Regions from separate parts of the Homo sapiens genome. Here all the other regions are linked to region 1. A link is a contact called in ENCODE Hi-C or POLR2A ChIA-PET data. All regions are on one chromosome and are shown on one strand. The core of a region is the stretch at or near the end of the contact, and the rest is flanking DNA. Distances in the headings are between cores, read along the strand shown. Region 1 holds the start of ZFAND3-DT (ZFAND3 divergent transcript). Region 2 holds the start of RNF8 (ring finger protein 8). Region 3 overlaps LINC02520 (long intergenic non-protein coding RNA 2520).

Region 1 (2,930 bases), core at 150-2,649:
AGACGTGAGCCACAGCGTCCGGCTTTTTCTATGCACTTTCTTACAGATATACTTATTGAAGGCTTTGGAAAATCCACCAAATTAAAACTAAACATTGTGCATAATAAATCAGCACTCACATTTTAGGGTGTTTTGGCTTTAAGTGCTTGATTTTTGCAATCATTAACTTCACCATCAACAGCATCTGTGGCATATTAAGCTAAATGCGATCCTTGCTCTTTAGAGGCCAAAATAAACATCAATGTTAACAAACCCACACAGTATGCACAAACAGAAATGTGATTTGGTATATAAAGAAATAAGATAGCAACATTTGGTAATCAAATTAATCTAGGTAATAGTCTCTCTGAGGCTCTGATATACCCGACAGGCAAGGAGGGTATACGGCAGCTATTCCTAAGAGCCAGGAAGTCTTCCTCAGCGATGGGTCTCCAAAAGGTCTGGAGGATGTTGCCTCCGTGTTGAATTAGTCATCAATAATCGATTTCTCTGTTCATGACTAACTGGAGATCAGAATGAGCTCAGGATCAAGGACTAGGATCGTTAAAGGACTCATTTTTTTAGTGTCTCAAACTTCTTTGGTCACTTACCAATTTCCATTACTGATTCAGCTACAGCTCCCCTTTCCCCTCCAAAAACCAAACGTGTCAGCTGTAGGAAGAAGTGCGGCTCTCCTAGCCTGGGCATAGGGACTCGCCTGGGCATAGATAATGTACTTGTGGCTCTGTGGTTGGGAGTGGAGACAAGGAACTCCCCAACACCGGTGGGGGAGAAGAGACAAGGAAGTTGCCCCAGACAAGGGGCTGGGGGAGGGGCATTTCCCAAAAGTTCCTGTCAAGAGACCAGTATACCGGGTGGAACTATAAGAGTTGTTTGGGTGTGGCGGGACCAGGAAGAGAGAGAGAGATGCCCAGGGAGTTGGCAAATTGGGGAGAATGGCTCCCCGGAATCGCCCAGGAGCCAGAGCGGCAGCTCCAGGGACCTTGACTCCGACGCCCCCGGGAAGCCAGAGCTCCACTTCCGCGTTTGGCATTGCTCCCCCAGGCCCCTCCTCGCACTCGGTTACGGGTTCTACGGGCGCATGCGCCGCCACTCTGGGACTGGCCCAATTTACCCTACACAACTAATCTGCTCCTCCCCCTCCCGCTTGGAGCGCACCATTCGCGTTTAGGGGGAGGCACCGCGCCCCGGAGTACTCAGAAACCTGCTCCCCTTCTTCAGACAGGGGGAAGATAAGTTTGCTTCAGATTCTAAAAGTTCTAAGAATACGAAGGCCTCAGCCGCCCGTCGCCGGGCGACAGCCCGAGGCTCTCGTTTTCTCCCACAGCCCCGCACTCCGCCTTTGAGGCGCGGAACGAAGTGGCACGCCCGGATCCCAGCTGATCAGCGGCTGGGCTTTGGCGTTGGCTCCCCCGGGCGAGACCATTGTGACTCCTCGGGAGGGGCGCACGCCGGGGAGGGGGCGGAGCGGCCATTGTCCGGTCAGCGCAGCCTCCGGGGGAGGGGACGGTGTTACGGAGACAGCAGGGCCCGGGGCTTCAGAGCGGCCGCTGCGACTCCGGAGCCGGCGGGGGGCTCCGGTCCTTCCCTGCGCCACCGCACAGGACATCTCTCTGGCTGGGGAGCGGCGGTGAGACCCGCCGAGGGCGTCTGTGTCCCTCCTCCCCCGCGGTCCTCGGTGCGTCCGCACGCCCCTCCTCCTCGGCTCCCTCCTTCTTCTCTCCGCGCCTCTCCGCCCCCTCCCCGTCTCCGCAGGCCGAGTGGTGCGGCCCGCCTCCAGCTGACCGGCCTGGAATCCCGGCTCCGAGCCCCGGACTCGCGCCCGCCCGCGCGCCCGCTCCTTCCCCCTCCCCCCGCCCCGAGCCCCCCGACGCCGCCGCCACCGCCTCCTCAGAGCGGGGCCCGGGCCCAGCCGCCGCCACCGCTGCCGCCGCCGAGCTCCGCCGCCGCCGAGCACCATGGGAGACGCTGGGAGCGAGCGCAGCAAAGCGCCCAGCCTGCCGCCTCGCTGTCCCTGCGGCTTCTGGGGGTAAGTGCCCGGCCGGGTGGGGGCGGGGGGCGGGGGCCGGGGGCGCAGACGCCAGGGCAGCCTGGGCAGGCCTCGGGGCCCGGGAGGCCGGAACCTTGGAGGCTGGGCCCAGCCCGGGCCTACGGGGAGGGGGTGGGGGTCGCGTTCCGGGGAGGGGTGCCGGGTGGGGAGCTGGGGGTGGGCAGAGAAGGCCCTGCCGGGGGTGCGTTGCTACCCTTTGGGACTCGCCGGCCTGAAGCTCGGGCCCACGGGGGCCTCCTGGGCCACGGGTGAGGGGGGCAGGGCGGCGGGGAGGGATGAGGGGGCGGCGTTGACCGCTCCGGGAGGAGCAGGGGTGCCCCTTCCGTGGGCATGTGGAAGCCAGCCCTTCCTCCCTCCCGGGGCGTGAGTTGGTGCCCAGGCACTAGGAGGGTATTTCCTCTGACTTCTTCACCTCCCCTCCTCCCCGTCCTCCGGAGACTTGCATCATCACTTCCTAGATTATATCCCAGTGCCCCATTTGCTTTTAGGAAGCTATTCACACGTCACCCGTTTGTAAAAACCGAGTCCAGAACCAGGCTGGGGTAAAGTTATAAGATTGTTGAGGTCTCACCTTCATGTAAAACACGTTTCAGGAGATATGTAAAATTTCCTTGTCAAAAAGGAAGAAAAAAACCACACAAAACCTGAAGTCAGCCTGGATTGGGGAATATGAGATCCAGTTTCCTCAGTTGGCTCTCAAATTCTCCTCTTTCTCAATTTAAGTAAAAATGATAAAAATGTTGACAGTGGGTAGCATATATTGTTTGGCCATCATGTGTTAAGGCGAAAAAAATGTGAGGTGGGAAATCAGCTCCTCTTCCTCCCCCCATTACTGTTTAAATTCTCCTGGTAACACTTTAAGCTTCATGGATTGCCACCT
Region 2 (2,930 bases), core at 225-2,724, 470 kb before region 1:
TTCCCCTTGTGCAAAAAAAAAAAAAAAAGAGAGGAAGAAGGGAGGAAGGAAGGAAGGAAGGAGAGAAAGAAAGAGAGAGAAAGAAGAAAAGAGAAAGAAAAAAGAAAAGAAAGAAAGAGAAGGAAGGAAGGAAAGAAAGAAGAAAGAAATTGTTAACTGGGTGTTGGAAAACTGAAAAGACAAAAGGGGCTCAACCATTGGATGTACTCACTGCAGGCAGCAGCTATCACACTATATGGAAAATCCAAAGGAGAGGCTGAGTTTAAAAACAATTTTTTAATTGGCCGGGCTCGGGGGCTCATGCTTGTAATCTCAGCACTTTGGGAGGCTGAGGCGGTTGGATCACTTGAATCCAGGAGACACGGCGAAACCCGGTATCTACCAAAAAATATAAAAATTAGCCGGGCGTGGTGGCGCGTGCCTGTAATCCCAGCTACTCTGGAGGCTGAGGCAGGAGAATCTCTTGAACCCGGGAGGCGGAGGTTGCAGTGAGCTGAGATCGCACCACTCCAGGCTGCACTCCAGCCTGGGTGACAGGGCGAGACCCTGTCTGTAATCAGTAATAATAATAATAAAATTAACAGCTTTATTGAGTATAATTTACATGCCATAAAATTCACCCACTGGAAGTTTACACTTTCTTCACTTTACAGGGTCTCACTCTGTCGCCCAGGCTGGGATGCAGTGGCGCCATGTCGGCTCACTGCAACCTCTGCCTCCCGGGGTCAGGTGATCCTCCCACCTCAGCCTCCCAAGTAGCCGGACTACAGGTGTGCACCACCACACCTAGCTAATTTTTCTTTTTTTTCTTTTTTCCTTTCTCTCCCTCCCTTCCTCCTTTTTTTTTTTTTTTTTTTGTAGATACGGTGTCTCCCCATGTGGCCAGGTTGGTCACAACTCCTGAACTCAAGTGATCCGCGCGTCTCGACCTCCCAAAGTGCTGGGATTACAGGCGTGAGCCACTGCGTCCGGCCACACTTCCATGACTTTTTAATAAACTTATACAGTTGTACAATTGTCACCACAATCCACTTTTAGAACATTTCTATTACCGCTTTCCTCCAATTTTTTCAAGCCCATCTGCATTCAATACCCGCTCCCACACCTCGCCCCAGGTAACTGTGCTCTTTGTCTTTGTAGATTTGCCTAGTGTAATTTATTTTTTACTTCGGTAATATAAGTAGGTCGTGCAAAATAGAGACTATTTAGCAACAGACTAGGCAGACTTAAATCCGATGGAAAGTTTAAAGTTGTTTAAAAGTGGGCTATAGTTTCACATGACTTTTTTAAAAAGAGGAAAGGTGAGAAGAGGTTCCAGTCTGGGGCGGCTAGGACTGGGGTGATGGTTCTGGAGGCGGCGAGGGAAGGTGTGAGGCGAGGAGACCTCTCGAATCGCGCCCGCCCCGCCCAGGGCCGGATTGGCTCCCAACCCACCCTCTTTGCTCCAGGGCGGCCGCCGTCCTCTTGCGCAGGCGTAGTGCTCCTGCTTCCTGGCCGAGGGCGGGCGAGCGGAGCCTGCTTTCGCAGCGATCGCGAGCGTGTGGCGATTGCTTCTGTCTGTTATTTAGATATGGAAGCTGAGGGGATGCACAGAGGCAGCCAGAACCTAGGTCAGGGTCTCGCTCGGTGCTGACCGCCCCCGGGGTCGAGTAGGCGATGGGGGAGCCCGGCTTCTTCGTCACAGGAGACCGCGCCGGTGGCCGGAGCTGGTGCCTGCGGCGGGTGGGGATGAGCGCCGGGTGGCTGCTGCTGGAAGATGGGTGCGAGGTACGGGGGAAGGGGTCCTGTGGAGCGGAGGGCAGGGGCTGGAGGGAGCGGGGCTCCGGGGAGGGAGGAAGGTGTCTTGCTGGGCTGAATGAATGGCAGAGAGGAGGCGGGCATCAGGAAGAGGAGCGAAGTGTCTGTGGGGGGGGTGGATTCCTGGGGAGAGAAGGGAGAAAGCGGTTCTGGCGCGAGCGGCTGAAGGGTCTGCGGTGGGAGGTGTTTGGGGGAGAAATAGGGGCCGAGTGGGAGAAAGGAAGAAAAGAGAGTTCGGCTCTGGGGAGCCCGGGGGGGCCACAAGGGTTGGGGCGAGGACGGAGGCCCTGACCCGCGGCCTGTGGGGCGAGAAGCGGGCCCCGTCCAGAGAGGCCTGGGTCAGCGGGTAGCTGGGCCGGGGACTGGGAGGAGAGGGACGCGCAGGGAACGTGAGGAGATGCGGGGGTGTCGAGGAGGGGAGGGCGGGGGCTGGCCAGATCCCGTTTAGGGCGCACAGAGCCCCGCGGTGCCAGGTCGGGGAACGGTGGCGGGGGCCGCGAGCTGCCGGGAAGCCGAGGCAGGGCCCGGCGCCTGAACTTTCTCGAGTTTGTTTTGAAAACGATTGCAAATTTTGGGTTTTGTCCCTTAAAGCAATCAAACTTTCACGTAGAAATGTCTTCCTCCTTCCCAACTCTGAGGAACATGGGCGGCTTGGGCTGGGCCACATTTCTCCTGTGAGGCTCGGTACGGCCGAGTGGCACTCCCTGAGGTGGGTCGGGCAGGTATTCAGAGTTCTCTCCAGAGGCTGCCTGTCGTCTTTATTAATGCAGTTGCAAATGAAAAATATTTTAAGGGGAAAGATGAGGTACCGTTCCTGGCACGGTTCAAGATGCACCAGCGTGGTGCATCTTGAAAAGACGAGGGAAGGGAGGAGGGAGTTAGATTGCAATCAGGTTGAGAAGGAGAACTGGGTCAGGGACAAGCTTGTGATGACTGGGAACCATTTGGGTTTTGGAAATAATCTGTATGAAAAGTTCTCTTTGCAGTAAAAGTGGATGGTTGGTCATGATGTAAATTCAAGAAGTATTTTGAGTCTCATGTGTGTTCAGGTAGATTTTTCCTATAAGCCGTACTGCCTCAATTCAGTCTGCCAGGTATTTACTGAGTATTTAACATTGTTTGGTGTACAATGA
Region 3 (2,930 bases), core at 204-2,703, 300 kb before region 1:
CAGTGTCACCACCTGACACCTTCCTCAAAGGTGCTTTGGGACACAGCATATACCAATGACTGCTAGACTCTGTGGAGGAACGTTAGAATGTTCTCAAAGGTCTTGACAATGTTCTGTGGGCCTAGTGGGTCACCAGAGTTTCCCAGCAGGTGAGTTTCATGGCCAGAATTCTCCAAGCGTCCTGGGGTGTTTGGGGCTGGCTGGCATCTTCCCTTGCTTTTTTTTTTTTTTTTTTTTTTGAGATAGAGTCTCACTCTGTTGCCCAGGCTAGAGTGCCATGGCACGATCTCAGCTCACTGCAACCTCTGCCTCCCAGGTTCAAGCAATTCTCCTGCCTCAGCCTCCCGGGTAGCTGGGACTATAGTGCACACCACCAAGCCCGGCTAATTTTTGTATTTTTAGTAGAGACGGGGTTTTGCCTTGTTGACCAGACTGGTCTCGAACTCCTGGGCTCAAGTGTTCTGCCTGCCTTGGCCTCTCACAGTGCTGGGATTACAGGCGTGAGCCACCATGCCCGGCAGCATCCTCCCTTCTTTCTGCAGTGTTTGCTGAGAGCTCTAGCAGCCTGATGAGCCCCCTCCCTGTGGGCTGGAAAAGAAAGTGTGGACCCTGGCTCATCAGCAGCATGAGATATGGGATGCAGCAGGGTGACGCTTGAGAGGCCTGCTTCCCCAGCTGCTGGGCACCATTCGTGCCCACCCGGTGGGGGAGAGCCTGCGGGTCATGGGCCTAGCGACAGCCTAGCATCAGAAGGCCCTGAGCAGACTGATCTCCGTCGCCTCACAAGACAGGTCACTTCCCTCCTGAGCTTCCAAGCCTTTACCTGAGCTGTTTTCTTGTCCCTTAAGTCTGTTGGTATTGAAGTCTGGGCGGCCTGACAGCCCTGGCAGGCAGCCCAGAGGCCAGCGCCCCAGGCAGACACTCTCTCTGCCTTATTTATGCAGCTTCGCGGCCGCTGCGATTGGGTGGCATTTGTGAGCACAAAAGAGAAGACTCGGGCATTCAGAAGGCCCTTTCAGCAAAGGGCGCCACAGGCCTGCTGGCTGGAAATTCTCCTGAGATCGGTTGGAGTCTATTTGCAGGCATGCAGGCATTTCTGTTTGCTTCCTGACCCTGGCCTCCTGGGCACTGGGGCGGGGAGGGGCAGGCCTCTGCATTCGGGGACAGGAAGGAGGGGGTTGGCACAGAGGTTTCTGCCAGAGCCTCCCTGCCTGGAGGACCTGGCCTTGTGGTCTTCCCCAGGCCCATGTGCCCTGCTTGCCTGCTCTCTCACCAACAGGGTGATGAGGTGGCATCCACTGGGGTCAGTCCTGTGCCACCTGGCCTCCCCCTCCCTGCCTCTGCAGCCCGCTGAGAAGTGAACAGAAGCTGCTGCAGTGTGGCTGGGAGTCAGCTAGGAAGGGCCAACCCCCTTAACTGGTGCCCCACGTGACTGAGGCTCCTTGGTCACATCATGATCTGTGGTACCCAGATCAAAGGTCCTGCCAGCAGTGCACCAAGCCCTCCTCTTGGCAGGAAGCAGCAGACTAGAGCAAGTGAGGGAGAGTCGAAGCTGGCGGGGGGGTTTTCCCAGACAACAGCCTGTCCCGTGCTGCTCCCTGCCAGCCCCAAATCAGGAGTCCCCCCACCCCCGCACCACCGTGTTTCTAGTCCTGAGAGTGATGGGCTGGGGGATGGAGCCTCTGAAAATTCCACGAAGGTATGGTGCCCGGTCCAGGCATGCCCTGTGGCCGTCTGTTGTTGATTTTTAAATCTGTTCACCCGGGAGTCCTAGTTCAGCTCAGCAGACAGCAGTATTTGCTTATTAATTTGTTTATTGATTTACTGGGCTGTACTTGGGGCTTCTCCCGGGAAGGACTCCAGACGCGCTGTGCCGCCCAGCATCCAGCCATCCGTCAGACTCAGGTTTGAGCTTAAGATGCCACAAGGCCTGCAGCGGGCAGACCTAGAGACAGTGCAAAACTCCCGGAGGATGGACTGGGCCATGGGGCACTGGAGAGACTGAGGGCAGTCGGGGAGGAGGGAGGCTGCCTGCAGCAGCTGCAGGACACAGGCACGCGGTACCGTGTGGGAATGGCGCCCCTGGAGTTGTGCAACTGGGCACTCCTGGTTTGGGCCTCTCCCTATAGAGCAAGGGTAACAGATGTCTTCTCAGGAGAGGCCCTTCTCTGTCTCAGATCGTATTTAAGAGGCCTCCTTCCAGAGGCAGGGGATGGAGGAGAAAACCAGTCCAAGGTCTTCGGTGCCCCAGAGGCTCAGATTCATGTCTTCGGATGGGTTTTCCAACGTGCCAGGATTAAGTAAGGCGAGGGGTGTTTCTAGCAACAATTCTCTCAGCTCTTGCATAATAATGCTACATTTTTTTTAAAAACCTCTGAGGACACGTCTGTGGCTTTGTCGCCTTTCTGAGGCATATGCTGACTACAGATTGTGGCAGCAGGATGGAGGGGAGGGGAGGAGAAGCGAGAGGAGGCCGCAGTGTCAGAACAGAATTCTGTCACGGATGTAGAAAGAGCCTTGCCTGAGGACTTGTAAGAGCGAGGTGGCTATGAATGTGGACTTGGCATGAGGCAGACCTGGCGTGAATCCTGGCTCCCTCATTTATGAGCTGGGCAATCTCAGGCAAGTTACTTACCCTTTCTGTGCTTCATCTCATCCATAAAGTGAGAGTCAGCTTGTCAGCCTCATAGGACTGATGTGAGGGTTATAGACGAGACAATGTAAGAAACACATTAGTATATAATTAGTTGCTACCTCCTTATCACACATGTAAGATGGGTGATGTGATGCTTCCTGACGGAACTCTCATCCCTGAAATGAAAAGAGGGCCATGTCTGAGTAAACCCAAGGCTTCCCTTTTCAGATCCGCCTTTCTCTTTGGCTGCTCTGGACTTCCCTGGGCCTCCCTGGTGCTGTTATGTTTCCCTTTC

Evidence for each region. Hi-C counts contacts between places; a loop is a spot of excess contacts on that map. ChIA-PET counts read pairs that join two places held with the same protein, here RNA polymerase II (POLR2A). Pooled maps may share reads with other maps.
Region 2: a map of B cell shows a loop between it and region 1 (4-fold over the local background). The contact joins the promoter of RNF8 here to the promoter of ZFAND3-DT in region 1. A Hi-C loop is called at or near these places in 3 of 168 maps with a recorded cell type or tissue (B cell and naive thymus-derived CD4-positive, alpha-beta T cell), 2 of 37 single-sample maps with no recorded cell type and 9 of 50 pooled maps.
Region 3: a map of CD8-positive, alpha-beta T cell shows a loop between it and region 1 (6-fold over the local background). The contact joins the enhancer-like site here to the promoter of ZFAND3-DT in region 1. A Hi-C loop is called at or near these places in 4 of 168 maps with a recorded cell type or tissue (CD4-positive, alpha-beta T cell, CD4-positive, alpha-beta memory T cell, CD8-positive, alpha-beta T cell and 1 more) and 9 of 50 pooled maps. POLR2A ChIA-PET finds 5 or more read pairs at or near these places in 8 of 52 experiments (CD4-positive, alpha-beta T cell, CD8-positive, alpha-beta T cell, H1 and 5 more).

What each region holds. Positions count from the first base shown.
Region 1 is chr6:37,817,988-37,820,917 of GRCh38, forward strand. ZFAND3-DT (ZFAND3 divergent transcript) reads right to left here and starts at 1,400. Exons shown (of 2, transcript XR_007059569.1): 1 at 591-1,400; 2 at 1-503. ZFAND3 (zinc finger AN1-type containing 3) reads left to right here and starts at 1,740. Exons shown (of 6, transcript NM_021943.3): 1 at 1,740-2,029. The coding sequence starts at 1,959. RefSeq lists enhancers at 947-1,336, 1,306-2,108 and silencers at 1,387-1,766, 1,807-2,036, 2,197-2,366.
Region 2 is chr6:37,352,509-37,355,438 of GRCh38, forward strand. It overlaps RNF8 (ring finger protein 8), which reads left to right and starts at 1,475. Exons shown (of 8, transcript NM_003958.4): 1 at 1,475-1,767. The coding sequence starts at 1,657. RefSeq lists a silencer at 1,328-1,427 and an enhancer at 1,728-1,777.
Region 3 is chr6:37,515,243-37,518,172 of GRCh38, forward strand. The region is part of intron 1 of LINC02520 (long intergenic non-protein coding RNA 2520); the gene reads left to right. Among named protein-coding and RNA genes, the nearest start is that of LINC02520, 9.4 kb to the left of the region's middle. RefSeq lists enhancers at 81-865, 866-1,650, 1,523-1,572, 1,663-2,042. Within about 2 kb of position 1,454, at least 20 of the 41 ENCODE cell types and tissues checked have a DNase peak (open chromatin) inside an H3K27ac peak, as active enhancers do; they include CD4-positive, alpha-beta T cell and CD8-positive, alpha-beta T cell, where a contact is called at or near this core.